Regions from separate parts of the Homo sapiens genome. Here region 2 is linked to region 1. A link is an interaction called in ENCODE POLR2A ChIA-PET data of the cell type or tissue named here. Cell type or tissue: PC-9. All regions are shown on one strand. Links, peaks and the distances in the headings refer to the core of each region. The heading gives the core; the rest is flanking DNA.

Region 1 (8,047 bases), core at 1,790-5,789:
ATGTATCTATGAATAATCACATGCATGTGCACGTGCACACACACACACACACACACACACACAATTTCACCCTGGCCCAGACAATTTCCAAGGCTGCTGGTCAACCCTGGTGCTGGTTTCCTGATTAACAGTTGCTCACTCCGGGCTTTACCTTGTAAACCTAAGGAATTGTCCCTGGTTCTGCTCTGCTGCTTTAGGAAGCAGAGAACCTCTGTGCAGGCTGGAATCTCACCTTTCCAACATCATTTCCAGACAGGATTCACCAAGGACATCTGTGTCCTGTGGGAAGTCCAAACTCCCATTCTGCAGGTATGTCTAATTTATTTCAGCATGCAGCTGTCCCTTTTCTGTGAAATTTTTCTTTTATTCCATGTGTCTTTCTCTGCCTTGCCCTCTCAGTCTCACCCTTCCTTCAAACTAAGTTAGGAGAGGGACTCTGCTATTTATGGTTGACCTTACCCTGTGCTTTGTAAGGTATGCTAAAGGATTTTCTCCCCACCCTTGCCAGTGAATTTTAAAATTAATTTTAAAAGAGAATGCAATTTCTGAGGCTGTCCTTCCTTGAAGGACACTTTTTATTCCCTCGGCAGAATGTGTACTGGGGATTGGGCTATAGAAAAAAATCTTCTGTGCCTCTGTTTTATTTTATTCCTGGGGTGGTTTGGAGGATGGGTGATCTGATGACACAACTGACTTCACAAAGTGTCCTCCTTCTCTGTCGGAGTTCAATTTACAACATAATCGGGCTTGGCAAGGGATATCCTGAAACAGCAGTAACCCTCTCTATACAAAACATCACTTTGCCTCAGGCCAAGCCTATTCACCTTCATGGTTACTTTTAGACAGTGTCTCGTATCTTGTGTACAACTATAGTACTTGGTCCCCAGTGATTAAAAAGAACTCAGGGTTTGTCTACACACACACACACACACACACACACACACACACTCAGACTCTGGCTGAGAGAAGTGTGCCTTCCAGAAGTGCTCCTTTCATTGCTGCCCAAATCCAAACCTCTTCTTTGAGAAGGGAAGGGCACAAGAAAGGAGGTACCTGAACCCTTCTCTGAGTCAGGTGCCCGTGGTTTCCTCCACCTTCCTGGTGGAGGCCTAGAGTCGGAGTGGGAGAGGGAAGTGGTCAGAGAAGAGGAGAGAGCTATGTTGAAAGACAGCTGGGGAGAAAGCAAGCCCTCCACTCCCCTCTGCCCCTTAGTCCATGCTAAAACCCCAGAGTACACCAGCAGGAAGTGGAAATGGGCAGTCCTGCTGTTTCCAGGTTCTGGTGGGCACCTTTCCACATCCTAAACCAAAATATGTGACATGGACTGTCTGGATTTGTTCTGAAGAGGTGGTAGGTCCATTTGTTCATGGAAATCCTGACAGGGTCAGCTGTGAATCACACTGATGCTGGTGTAGGGTTAACACCATGGAGGTTGCAGGGGCCTGTGCTCTTGCTATACTTCCCTCATAGCCCTCTCTGTTATTTACTTAATTTCACATTTGTTAGTCGTGGGTTTGGGTAGGGCAGGAGAAGCAATCATTTCCATTTACTACCAACCACATAGCACACAAAACCAAATGTAGACCACTCCTTAGTCACCGCCCACTGTTTCTGATGGCACAGGGACATTCTAGGATGGGGGATGAGATATCCATCATTCAAAATGAGCCCAGAGGGCCACCGCTGGAAATACATGTGGTTGGCTGAATATAAGTGTCTGACTGTATATTTTTTAAGATAAACTTTTTGTTTGTTTTGTTTTGTTTTGTTTTGAGACAGAGTCTTGCTCTGTCACCCAGGAGGGAGTGCAGTGGCACAGTCTTGGCTCACTGCAACTTCCACCTCCCAGGTTCAAGCAATTCTCCTGCCTCAGCCTCCTGAGTAGCTGGGATTACAGGTGTGCACCACCATACCCAACTAATTTTTGTATTTTTAGTAGAGACATGTTGGCCAGGCTGGTCTTGAACTCCTGACCTCAAGTGATCCGCCCACCTCGGCCTCCCAAAGTGCTGGGATTAGAGGCATGAGCCACCGCGCACGGCCAAGATAAACTTTAAAAAGAAAAAAAGACTTTAATTAGCTGGAAATCCACTAACCAGCACTCTGACTTAATTAGGACTATAAACTATCAGGAAAAGAAACAAATGATAACAAAAAAAGATAAAAATAATAGCTATTTATTGTGTCACTTCCATATGCCAGGAAGTTATTGCGTATACTTTTTACACCAACCCTGGGGAAACTCTAAATGTCAAAGAGGTTAAGTAAGCTAGCTAAGAGCATACCTCCATTTACAAGTGAGTCAAAACTCAACCTCAGGTTCTATGCTCTACAGAGCTATTCTATACGCCTAAGTTTTGTCGTGTATTGCCATAACAAAATACCTGAGAATGTGTAATTTAAAAAGAAGAGAGGTTTATTTGGCTCACATTTCTGATGGCTGGAAAGTCCAAGAGCATGGCACTGGCATCTGCTCTGCTTTTGGTGAGGGCCACGTGCTGTGTCCCAACAGGGCAGAGAAGCAGAAAGGCAAGTGGGTGTGTTCAAAGAGGGCAAAACCTGAGAGTCAACCCTGCTTTGTAACAAACCGCGCTAGTGGGAACTAATCCATTCCCAGTAGAACTAACCCAGTCTTGGAAGAAAGACATTAACCTATCTTAACGACCTAATCACCTTTTAAAGGTGCCATCTCCCAGCACTGCTACATTGGCAATTAGATTTCAGCATGAGTTTTGTCAGAGACAAACCACATCCAAACCACAGCACTTTATATATCTTGCTTTTTTTGTTGTTTGTTTTGTTTTTTGTCCTGAAGCCCTAAATGTGAAATGGGTAAGACTTTTACAGCTACTAGGGTAGTCATTAGCGCTGTTTATCAAATATTTTTGGATTGCCACCTTCTGAACATAGAGAAGGACAATATTTTCCAGCCCCCTCGTGAGTGGGACACTGTGGCTGATACAGGTCAATATGCTCTGAGTGGAAATAATAGAAGTGATGTGTGTCACTTCTGAACTGGGGCATTTAATCATTAACAGGAGACTCTCCAGAGCTGTCTTTCCTTCTGCAAAAAGGCAAGTTCCAGCTCCATCAGCATAGGTCTTGAAGTGAGGATGATTTTGAACCAAGCCTCAGCTGCCCCATGTATGCTATGTGCCTGAGAGTTGGGGATTATCTGATACTGCAGCATAATCTAGCCTATCCTAACTGATAGGATCACAACCTAAAGAGTGCAGAAATATATTTTTATTTCCTCGTAACTAACTTAACTCACAAGCCCCCAATTCCACCAATAGTAGAAAATTCAGTGTTGCCCATTCAACTCACTTTGAGTATAGTTCTCCCCCATTTTTTGAGGAGAGAATACTTAGTCAATTCCAAGTTCCACCCCTTGGAACAAGGCTGGCAGAGTACATCTAAGTTTCAGGTAATGAAGGAGGTAAAAATAGTAGTTAAGGTTTTTTTGGTTGTTTTTGTTTTGAGATGAAGTCTCACTCTGTCACCCGGGCTGGAGAGTGCAATGGCAAGATCTCAGATCACTGCAACCTCCACCTCCCAGGTTCAAGCAATTCTCCCACCTCAGCCTACCGAGTAGCTGGGAATACAGGCATGCGCCACCACGCACGGCTAATTTTTTGTATTTTTAATGGAGATGGGGTTTCACCATGTTGGCCAGGCTGGTCTCGAACTCCTGACCTCAAATGATCCGACCACCTCAGCCTCCCAAATGCTGGGATTACAGGCGTGAGCCACAGTGCCTGGCCAAGAGCAGTTAAGTGCCCCATAACAAAGAGAGGCACTGGAGGTTACCTTTGTCCCAGGGCTGTCTTCTCATCTGCAAGCCATCACAGCTACGTGGCTCTTTCCTCTCTACCTTTGTGGTGGATGTGTCAGAGGCATGTGAACCAGAGTGACTCCATCTTGAATAGGGGCTGGGTAAAATAAGGCTTAGACCTGCCGGGCTGCATTCCTAGGAGGTTAGGCATTCTTAGTCACAGGATGAGATAAGAGGTTAGCACAAGGTACAGGTCACAAAGACGTTGCTGATAGAAGGATGCAGTAGAGAAGGCGGCCAGAAGCTACCAAAACCAAGATGATGATGAAAGTGACCTCTGGTCATCCTCACTGCTCATTATATGCTAGTTATAATGCATTAGCATGCTAAAAGACACTCCCACCAGCACCTTGACAGTTAATAAATGCCATGCCAATGCCCAGAAGTTACCCTATATGGTCTAAAAAGGGATGGAACCCTCAGTTCCAGGAATTGCCCACCCCTTCCCGGAAACCTCATGAAAAATCCACCCCGTTTAGCATATAATCAAGAAATAGCCAACCAGCAGCCCTCAGGGCTGCTCTGCCTATGAATTAGCCATTCTTTTATTCCTTTACTTTCTTAATAAATTTGCTTTCACTTTATGGATTCCCCTCTAATTCTTTCTTGCGCAAGATCCAAGAACCCTCTCTTGGGGCCTGGATAGAGAGACCCCTTTCCAGTAACAGATATCTGCAACACTGCCAAGGCCTCTGAACATGAGGCACGCTACTCTGCTCCCTCCTCATCTTAACCCAAGGCCTCTAAAGTTTCTAGCCCTCTCACAATATTTCTCCCTCCCCCACACCAGATCTCTGGACCTCAAGGCTGCTAGGACACTGTGAGGTAGTCCTCGAGTAACTCACTCAAGCAGCTACAGTGACTATTGTTCTGGCATCATGTGTGCCTCTCTAAGGGCCTGTCTGCCTAGGCTACACCTTGGGGAGCAAGGCATGAGTGCCCTCTTGCCTCAGGCCCCACTCCCATCAAACCTATCAGAGGTTTATTTTTGTTTGTTTGTTTGTTTTGTGCCTTTGTCCCAGGTTTATTGAAAATATTACAGTATTGCAGAAAGATTCAAACAGGTCCCCTAGGCGTTTTGAAAGTCATCCGAACTGTAGGCTGACTGACCTGCAGGTTGGACAGACTGCCAAATGCTGAAGTCCAAAAGCATTTTCTTAGCGTTAGGATGTACTTCAATGATCTCCTGATCCAGGGCTGAGACCTCGGGAACATAATTGTCTCTTTTTTCTCTCTCTTCCTCCTGCAGCTTGATGGAGATACCTCTTACTGGTATCTTACCCCTCTGAATCCACTTCACCAGATGCATGACATAGCCTGCTATCTTGTTGTGGAGCTTCTCGCTGGGGATAATGGCGATCTCCTCGCACACGCGCTTATCCGTGTGGAAGTCATTGCCCAGGCGCGTGTAGTACTTTTCTGTGACGACCTGGGCCGCCTTCTTCACGGTTTGGGTGTGAACGCGGCCCATGTTGGCTGGTCCTTGGTAAAAGAGGCCCTATCAGAGGTTTCTAACACACATTTTCTACACCCCACTGCTGGCATGAAGCCAACAGGGGTAGGGGGAGAGGGATTAGGACTCTGAACATTCTCACAGGGAAGCTCAAGGTATCTTGCTCTCCTGCTTTCCTTTCCCAACTCTCAGGTCCCTCCCCTTTTGGAATGTAAAACTATCTCTTACAACAGAGCTACTCAAAGTGCTGGTTGGCAACAAGCTAAGTCTGGTTGGTGTCAGCACATAAATCACCGTATTGCTTCCTTCATCAAGAAAGTCTTGCTACCAAAAACACACACACACACACACACACACACACACACACACACACACAAATCAACAACAGTGCCAACTGAACTAAACAGTGTTCATAGTGATAAAGTTGATTTACATTCTGGAATAGGCTTCTTATCTCAGTAATAAACAGGTCTCAGGAGGCAGCTGAGTCTTGTACATTCCTACCTATTCTGTGGTTTGTGGATAAATTTTATGCCCAGCTTCCTTCCGGTTTCAGCTTTTGATGTTCAAAGCCAGCTTTTGGAATTTAAAAAACCTTTCCACTCTCTGGTACCTTGTCTTTCAAGACTATTGTTTCAGCTATGAGTTTCAAACAACCCCATTCAACAATTCAATTGACTCCTTTGTTCCAGCCTGTATCTGCCCTTGTCCTGAGAATATTTTTTTTAAATCATTGCTGTGAGACTGGTAAGGAAAAGATAATAATTCTGCCTCTGCGCTGTTCAGCTTTTTAATGTATTTCCTGTCTCCCTGGCTAGAACATCGCATGCTTTTTAAGGTTGAGTTTTATTTTATAAAGAAGAATTAATTCTCTCAGCATTCAGATTAATCAAAGTTTGCCTAGCTCTTTGTAAAAATGACTTTTTAATTACTAGTCATTTTGAATCTGCTCCCCTCTAACAGCACACATAATCAAAAAGTCACTCAATTAATGTGATGTTTATTAAGAATGTGTAATGATATGAGTAAATGCTTCTTATAATATGAACTGAAAAAAGTGGGTTACAATGTTGGGTTGCAGTGTGCATATAAGTTTTAAAATAACAACAAAAGGTCTAGGATTAGGAAAAAAACAATAGAAATAAATGCATCTGTTTATATTTTTAATTTATATAATATCCTTTAATAGAAAAATAATTTTAATTTTTTAAAAAAGTGACTGCACTTCCCTATTGACTTATAACTTGGGAAACACATTAGTCTTGATTACATTTTGCCTTACATTATTCTTTTGTTGGTTTATCTCCCCAGCCTCTGCTTTAAGAATCTTCTCTGCAGTATTTTAACCTTCAAAAGCAATTGAACTCCTCAGTTGTGGTGCTTTTTTTTTTCAGACGGAGTCTGTCTGTGTTCCCCAGGCTGGAGTGCAGTGGCACGATCTTGGCTCACTAAAACCTCCGCCTCCTGAGTTCAAGTGATTCTCCTGCCTCAGCCTCCTGAGTAGCTGGGATTACAGGCGCCCACCACCACACCTGGCTGATTTTTGTATTTTTAGCAGAGATAAGGTTTCACCATGTTGGCCAAGGCTGGTCTCAAACTCCTGACCTCAGGTGATCCACCTGCCTCTGTCTCCCAAAGTGCTGGGATTACAGGTGTGAGCCACCGTGCCCAGCCATGGTGCATTATTATTTTATCAACCCAGTGAAGAGCCCCTCTCTACATTCCTGATCCTCATTTCTACCCAACCTCCAGGTCCCCATATGCATTACTTGTCTGGCAATACATGTGCACCCTCCCTCACTGCATATGTATTGCTGATCCATGTGCAAACATGCTTCCAGTGTGCATGAAGGCTCAGTGCCATCCTATGCCAACCATCTCCTACTTTGCTCATCCAATGCCTTATTTTCAGGATTTTTCCCATCACCAAACCCTTGTTGTTTCCTATCTCAAAGAATAGTGAGGCATCTCAAACCCCTTACACAGACTGTGAAGTATTTGGAATGAAATTTATGAGTGACCTCCACCCTGAGATTACACACTGCTACCAGGCCTGTAGAATGTTTTCTAAAGCTTTATTGCAATATATTTTACATAGTACAAAATTCACCTATTTAAATGGTGCAATTCAGTGGTTATGTGCACACTGCAACCCCACATTATAACCCACTTTTTAAAGTTCATGTTATAAGAAGCATTTATTCATGTTATTACACATTCTTAATAAACATCACATTAATCTGATGACTTTTTGATTATATGTGTTGTTAGAGGGGAACAGATTCAAAATGGTAATAAAGAGTCATCTTCACAAAGAGCTGGGCACACTTTGATTAATATACTCCAAGGTTGTACAACTATCACCATTAGGTAATTCCAGAATATTTTCATCACCCCCAAAAGGAACTCTAAACCCATCAGCTGTTATTCCCCATTTATCTCTCCTCCCAAACCTTGGCAACCACTTTTACTCCCTGTCTCACTGAATTTGCATACTTTGGACATTTCACATACGTGGAATCATACAATATGTTGTCATTTATAACTAGCTTCTTTCACTTAGCATAAGGTTTTCAAATTTCACCCACAATGTAGTATTTCATTTAGTATTTTATTCCTCTTCCTGTCAGAATAATCTTCCATTACATGAATATACCATATTTTGTTTATCCACTGGGCTTGTAGAATTTAAAACAGCATCACTTTTAGTACCTAAAGCATAGTCAATTTCTGTCACGTAATTAAGATAATTATGTCTT
Region 2 (8,047 bases), core at 1,698-5,697, 1.3 Mb before region 1:
GATAGTTGTAGGTTCACAAACACATAAGAAATAATACAGAGAGATCCCATATTACAAAAGACACCGGGATGTTGACGTTGATACAGTGAAGATACAGAACACTTCCATCGCTACTGCTGTTTTGCTGTTTATTACCTGCCCCGGATTTCCCGCCCCTCCACTGCTCCCTGTCCCTAACCGTGGTCCACCACTAATCGTTCCACAATTTTATACAAATATAACCATACTGTATGTAACCTTTTGGAATTGCCCTTTTTTACTCAGCACAATTCTCTGGAGATTCGTGCAGGTTGTTGTATCAGCAGTCATTCGTTTTTATTGCTGAGTAATAGTCCATTGTATGGATATACCGTAGTTTAACCATCGGCGTAATGAAGGCCATCTGGGTGGCTTCTAATTTTTGGCTCTAACAAAGCTTCTATGAACATTTGTGTATGTATTTTTGTGTGACTATGTTTTCATTTCTGTGGGATCAGTACAATTGCCTGATCATATGGTAGTTTAGTTGCATGTTTATTATCTTCTTTAATATGCTTTTTTTAAAGAGCAGTTTTAGGTTCCTAGCAAAATTGAGGAAAAGATAGAGATTTCTCTGATTCCCCTTGGCCCAACACATGCACAACCTCCCCTATTATCAACACCCCCCATCAGAGAGGTACGTTGGTCACAGTCATGAACCTACATTGTCACATCCTTATCAACAAGTTAATAGTTGACATTAGGGTTCACTTTTGCTGTTGTACATTGAGTGGGTTTGGACAAATGTATGATAACATGTTATCCACCATTATAGCATCATACAGAATAGTTTCACTTCCCTAAAAAATCCCCTGTGCTCTGCCCATTCATCCCTGCCTTTCCCCTAACCCCTGGCAACCACTGATCTTTTTGTTGTCCTCATAGTTTTGCCTTTTTAAGAATGTCATATACTGTAGTTGAAATCATACATTATGTGACCTTTTCAGATTAGCTTCTTTCACTTAGCAATATGCATTTAAGGTTTCTCAGTGTCTTTTCATGGCTTGCCAGCTCATTTCTTTCTTTCTTTTTTTTTTTTTGAGACAGAGTCTTGCTCTGTCACCCGGGCTGGAGTGCAATGGCGCAATCTCGGCTCACTGTAGTCTCCACCTTCTGGGTTCAAGCGATTCTCCTGCCTTAGCCTCCTGAGTAACTGGGACTACAGGTGCGTGCCACCATGCCCAGCTAATTTTTGTATTTTTAGTGGAGACGGGGTTTGGTGAAACCCCCTCTGGCCATGTTGGCCAGAGTGGTCTTGATCTCCTAAACTCGTCATCTGCCCACCTTGGCCTCCCAAAGTGCTGGGATTACAGGCGTAAGCCACCGTGCCCGGCTGCCAGCTTATTTCTTTTTAGCACTGAATCACATTCCATTGTCTAGCTGTACCACAGTTTATTCATTCACCTACTTTAGTACATCTTGGTTGCTTGCTTCCAAGTTTTGGCAATTATGAATAAAGCTTCTATAAATACCATGCGCAAGTTTTTGTGTGAACATACATTTTAAACTCCTTTGGGTAAATACCAAGGAACATGGGTGCTGGATTGTATGGTAAGACTGTTTAGTTTCACAGGAAACTGCCAAATTGTCTTCCAAAGTGGCTATACCATTTTGCAGCCCTACCAGCAATGAGTGAGAGTTCCTGTTGCTCCACATCCTTGTTAGCACTTGGTGTTGTCAGTGTTCTACATTTTGGCCATTTTAATAGGTATGTAGTGGTACCTTGTTTTAATTTGCATTTCCCTGATGACAATAGATGTGGAACATCTTTCCATATGCTTATATGTCATCTATATGTCTTCTTTGGTGAAGTGTCTGTTAAGGTCTTTAGACCATTTTTTGTTAGGTTTGTTTCTTATTGTCGAATTTTAAGAGTTTTGTGTTTTTATTTTTTGTTATATTTTGGATAACAACCTCTTATCAGGCATGCCTTTTGCAAATGTATTCTCCCAGCCTGTATCTTGTTGTCATTCTCTTGTCAGGATCTTTTGCAGAGCAGACCACCATGCTTGGCTTGAGGTTCATTTTTTTGGTCGATGGATATCCATTCAGTTGCTTCAGCACCACTTCTTGAAAAGGCTGTCCTTCCTCCACTGAATTGCATTTGCATCTTTGTCATATCAGTTATTCATATTTGCGTGGGTCTGAAATAAGAGTTTGGCCCATATCTACTGATAGTTCTGCCAGTTTCACAAATTAATAAAAGAAAATCATTATATTCAAAGGATGTTTGCTTTTTATTATTATTATTATTATTATTATTTTGTCAGTAGTAGATTAGCCCTGAAAATTTATGATGACTTCCAGTGTGATGAACTTACTCCTCCTTATACAGTAACGTGGTCTATGTGGCTTTGGGAGTTCTTTTCTCTTTTCTCTTTTTTGATTCTTGGAGTTTTGGGGCCCTGGAGATGGTAGTGATGAATGACGAATTCAGCAAAACTTAGAAGGGAACAGTCGAGGGAATTGAGACAGCCAATAGAGGACTTGAACCCCTTTCTTCAAATGCTATGAAGAATAAATAATAAGATTAGTTTTCAAAGATGTGAAAGAGACTCTGAAAAAGGAACGGAAGTGGGTGCTTGGCATTGCTTTCTCTTTCCTTCCCCTGTTGCTCTGTATTTGGGCATTAGATGTGGGTGCTGGAGGAGAAATTAAGAAGAAAATGTTAAAAATCTTGATAACTAGACAGTCTGATTTCTGATTTTCCAGTTTAGATAAGGATTACTGGATGGAGGAGTTAACTAAAATATACTTTGTACAACAAAGCACTGTTGTGCTGTTACATCCACATTAAATGTTTACTCATGTGCGGCCTGCAATTTGGAAAGATTCGGCAGAGGATCCAACTGGCACATTGTGCTCTCTTGATCTATTCAGTTTTTTAAGAACGGAGGAAAGTCAGCTTTCGTTTTGTGTCTCATACCCAGAAGGACTTCAGTTCTTTCTTTCAGTCCATAATTTCTGTAATAAGCATATTATCTTTGCTCAGTAAACAGGTCCCTAGCAAGTGGGTGGGTTTTGGTGTGTCACCCAGGACAAGGGGCCCAGTTTGTTGTTTTTCACTATCCCAACTTGCCTCTTAACGCTCAAGTAAAAGGGGAAAGAAATAGACCCAGCCTCACTTGCACCCACAAGTCAGTAATAATTAGTCTTCCAGCAGGTCTCCTCTTTGTTTCTGCTTCTTGGAGAGGGCATCATAAGCAGCAGTTCACCAAAGTTAGCAACAAGCCTAGATCCATTCAGTTTTTTTTGGGGGTGTGTGTGTGTGTGTGTGTGTGTGTGTGTGTGTGTGTGTGTGTGTGTGATGTCTTTTGTGTTTGTCCTGTGGGGACAAATACAAAGTAGGATCCATAGACTCCATATTCAGGCTTAGAATAAAGACTGAAATTAATCACTATTCTATATGGAATAATCTTAATTCAGTTGCGAGGGATACATTGCCCCTTGAATCTCAAGCATAGCCCTGTTTTGTCTTTGCTTGGTGGTAGCTGTTAACCAGGCTCTGGGTGAGCCTAGAACTTGGTCTCACATGAGCAGTGTAGATACCTCTCTGCCTTTTTGTTTAAGATGATGTAGCAGGCTGGGCGTGGTGGCTCATGCCTGTAATCCCAGCACCATGGGAGGCCGAGGCGTGTGGATCACTTTGGGTCAGGAGTTCGAGACCAGCCTGGCCAACATGTTGAAACCCCGTCTCTACTAAAAATACAAAAAATTTGCTGGGTGTGGTGGTGCACACCTATAGTCCCAGCTACTCGTTAAGCTGAGGCAGACGAATTGTTTGAACCTGGGAGGCAGAGGTTGCAGTGAGCTGAGATCACGCCACTGTACTCCAGCCTGGGCGACAGAGTAAGACTCTGTCTCAATAAAACTTAAAAAAAAAAAAAAAAAAAAAAAAGAGATGATGTAGAAGAACCATAGTTCTCATTTTTGGCCAGTTTGCCTTCCAGATTTTCTCTGTCATGTTTACCTATATCTTTTACATGGTTATAGTCAGAGTATTTGTACTATATTCTCCCCTGTCCTCATATGTACTTACTCAGGGTTTTTTTTTGTTTGTTTGTTTGTTTTCTATCTTGATCAATTTCACTGTAAGTTTGTTACTTGGCATGAGGGTAGAAATGTTGATTCTTACTCTACTGCTTACTCTACTGTGTGGTGGCGAAGAGCATGCATCTTGAAGCCAGCCCATCTGACTTTGAAGACAGGCTCAACTGTTTTTCAGACGTTTGACTTTGGTCCGAGTCACTTAATCTGCTTCTCTGACTCAGTTTCTTCTTATGTAAAGTAAAATAGGGGTAATAAGAATACCCACTTCATAGAGTTGATTTGAGGATTAAATATAACCAAGTATATGTAAAGCTTTTAGAATAGTTCCTGACATATAGCATGTTCTGTGTGTTAGCTATTATTATCATCACTCAGTTAATTTTGAACCACTTAATTTCCAAGTGCTGGTGAGTCTAAAGAGCAGAGCCAAACATGTAATTACATAAACCCAGAAGTGAATTTTTCAAATGTCTTTTCTAGTAATAGAGCTTAATGAGATTGGCACTTCAGGGAAAAGTCCTAGGAACTTGTTTATGTTGGTGACTGTTGATCAGCCAGAAGATCTCTCAGACGCAGTCTAACATCTGCATCTTTCTAGGCTGGACTACCTTTGCGGCACCAACAGATGGATCAGGAATTAAAACTGGGAGCTTCTGTTGTGGGGAATCTTTCATCTTCTACTGTTAATAGCCTTGTGGGTTTCCCTCTCCTGGGTACTACTTTCTCTACGGAGAGCTTGGTCTGTGGCACAAACAGGTGCCGAAAGGGGGAAGAAACACCTCTGGGTAAATATCTGGAGGTCGGCAGGTGACAGAGCAGTGGTCTGGGGACACTGGTTCAGGTGTATGTTCATCACCCTACCCTTTAAAACTCACATGGAAATGACTTGGCTGATAAGTTACTTGTGGTTCCTGTGATAATTAAGGCAGCCTGTTGGACCAGGACAAAGGATTTCCTCAGCTTTCAAGAGAACGTTTCTACCAAGAGCCATATACTAAGGTGTGCTGGTTATGTGAGTGTTGACCTCAGTATTAGTATCACTTCTGTTGAAAGTGACAGAAAACCTCTAAAACAGGGTTTAAAGATAGTGTACCTCATTATTTCAGAATGTTTGTGCTGCTGTAACAAAATACCTGACACTGTGTGATTCATGAAGAACAGAAATTTATTTCTCACAATTCCAGAGGCTGGGAAGTTCAACATCAAGGTACTGGCAGGGTTGGTGTCTGGTGAGGGCCGCTGTCTGCTTCCAAGGATGCAACTGGTTGCTGAATCCTCTAGAGGGGACTAATGCAGTGTCCTCTCATGGCAGAAGAGCAGAAGAGAATGAATCCACTCCCTCAAGCCCTTTCATAAGGGCCCTCATCACCTCCTATAGGCCTACCTTCTAGTACAATCACATCAGCAGTTAAGTTTCAGCATTTCAGCGTGTGAATTTTGGGGGGACACATTCAGACCTTAACACTCACTCTTTTGTTTTTTTTTGAGACACAGTCTCGCTCTGTCACGAGGCTGGAGTGCAGTGGCATGATCTCAGCTCACTGTAACCTCTGCCTCCCGGGTTCAAGCGATCCTCCTGCCTCGGCCTCCCAAGTAGCTGGGACTACAGGCGCGTGCCACCACACCCAGCTAATTTTTTGTATTTTTAGTAGAGACCGGGTTTCACCATGTTGGCCAGGATGGTCTTGATCTCTTGACCTCGTGATCTGCCTGACTCGGCCTCTCAAAGTGCTGGGATTACGGGTGTGAAGCACTCACTCTTAATGGCTCTCAGCTCTAATTATTTGAATCTTGGGCTTTTATTTAGCTGCTCTCCCATCCTTAGTTAGAATGATAGCAGTGCTGCAAGGTGGCTGCTTGAGCTTCAGCTATCAGGTCTTCATTTGAGTCAACAGGAAGGAATGTCAAAAGAGGGAACAGTTGCATAGTCATGAGGAACTGCAAAGGTGGCTGAAAAATGCAGTCTGTGTGCCCAGCTAAAATTCAAGGACTGATGGCTTGAGTCCAGGAGTTCGAGGCTGCAGTGAGCTAAGATGTTACGACTTCAAAAAAGACTTCTGATAAATTTTGACATTTCTATTTAACAGACATTTGGGAGACACACCCCCACCCCCCAGTCCAGGTGCCTGAGAATAAAAACTTAGTCACACTATTGGTCCTTGTGCTCCAAAAGCTCTTCAGTTATTTGATTGACCCATGGCTGCTTTTTGGTACTGAAGAACCTTATTAGTAATTTAGTGAGTTTTTAATTTAGATCCTGTATGTGGTGGCATGGGTGGGTGGTGGTGATTGTATTGTAGCTAGGAGCTCCTAGTCAGCAATGCATGGGCTCTGGGGCCATGCATGACTTCAAGAATAGATGGCCTAGGGCAACCCACTTGGGTCCCCTTCCATGCTGTGGAAGCTTTGTTCTTTCGTTCTTCACAATAAATCTTGCTGCTGAAAAAAGAAAAGAATAGATGGCTTTGCAGATATTCCAGGGAAGCATTTGAGTGACACCTCTCTATTGTGCCACTTAATCAGTTGGATTGGAAGTTGAGCCAGCAGGTTTGAACCTTGTTCTTAGTTTTAAACCAGGGCAAATTACTGGTGCTTTGGTTTTCTAATGCCTGTAAATTAGAGCTTCTGAGCCATGTGGGGAGCAACCCCTACCCGCAAAGGAGTGATGTAATGTCTGGGGGCTGCAATGGTTTTTTCCTTTGAGATGGATACCATATAAGCTAGTGGTGATACTTACTTTATGATAGTGACAGGGAAAGCTACTGCCAAGAGTAATTGATGTGACCCACACATAGTCCCAGAGCCAAGGAGCTAGATGGGATCTTCCTGCCTGAGGAGGCCAAGCGTCTGGCCTTCAAGCATTCTTCTCTGCTGTGATGTTGTTTCCCGTCCTGAAAAGCAGGGAGGAAATGATCAATCAGTGTGCCTCAACCTGGAGCCGATTGGCTGTGGTTGCTAAGTTTTCTTCCCTCTGAGCAGCCCTCCCTGTGATTCTGAAGCAGCTCATTCGGAGTGTTACAACAGACATCTTGATGGGATTCAAAAATGTTGGGCAGCATGGTTATCTGGTCTTCTTCTGTAAGGATGACTGTGAGGTGTGCCAGCCCATTCCCGTAGGGACACACCTAACCCGACGCCCTCCCAAGGGCTGAATTGTTCTGAGCTGTCCAGGCTTGGGCTATGTCAGGTTCTGAGCACTGAAGTGTAGTGGAGGGTATATGACAAAGAGGCGACAGAGCTGATTACCCTGCTTGTTTTCTTTTATTTATTCAGTGGTCTTGGAACTGGGCAAGAGGATTTTATGGATTAGCTCCTGGAAGACACACACTAGAACTAACATAGTAAGATTGTGTTTAGGCTGTCAGAGCCACCTCCAGGGTGAGAACGATTTTAGAGAAATATCCTTTGTGTAGCAATACAGGAACCTATGCTGGCTCAACAGCTGCCCTTTTGGAAACTGCCAGCCGAAGGGGCCTGTTGATGAGCTGTTTACTGCCACTGGGGCTTCCCAAATGGGAAGTCTCTGCTAAAGGAGTTCATTGTTCAGCATGTCTAGTGGACCCTGGCTCCTAACAGCTGGATTCTTTTGAACATAATAAACATTTCTAGAACAGGTTTTCTTGGTGAGCTTTTAGCTTCCTTTTAATAGGCACATCACTTGCCTGCCTTTAGTTCTATGAAGTTCAACATAAATGTTGACTTTAGTGATGCAGTGGGACAAAACAGTATTATATTTCTCATCAGTTCCCTCCCTGTCTCCCTTCCCCTGTCATTGTTTTCCAGAGGTAAAGTACATTTATGGAGAACATCGGGGTGAATGCCAAAGCGGCTTATGTTCTAAAATAGTGAAAAGAATTGTGCAGTTGGAGTTAGACCTATGGTTTGAGACTCAGCTTTGGGACTGAGCAAATCATTTCACGTGATCAATTTTCTAAGCTCCAGTTTCCTCATTAGGAAAAAAGAAGACAAAGTAATACTT

The links. ChIA-PET counts read pairs that join two places held together with the same protein. Peaks named below come from ENCODE experiments on the same cell type or tissue, not always from the same donor. Only the 100,000 strongest peaks of a DNase experiment are listed, where the experiment ranks them.
Region 2: POLR2A ChIA-PET joins it to region 1 with 11 read pairs; 1 of 35 experiments calls an interaction of 5 or more read pairs at or near these places.

What each region holds. Positions count from the first base shown.
Region 1 is chr1:167,157,532-167,165,578 of GRCh38, forward strand. It overlaps the pseudogene RPS17P6. Among named protein-coding and RNA genes, the nearest start is that of LINC01363, 34 kb to the right of the region's middle. In PC-9, for the core only: no CTCF peak of the experiment used is centred there; DNase peaks (open chromatin) are centred at 3,930 and 5,560; H3K27ac peaks cover 2,897 bases.
Region 2 is chr1:165,877,291-165,885,337 of GRCh38, forward strand. All of the region lies in intron 1 of UCK2 (uridine-cytidine kinase 2), which reads left to right. Among named protein-coding and RNA genes, the nearest start is that of MIR3658, 27 kb to the right of the region's middle. RefSeq lists an enhancer at 5,032-5,131. In PC-9, for the core only: no CTCF peak of the experiment used is centred there; no DNase peak of the experiment used is centred there; H3K27ac peaks cover 659 bases.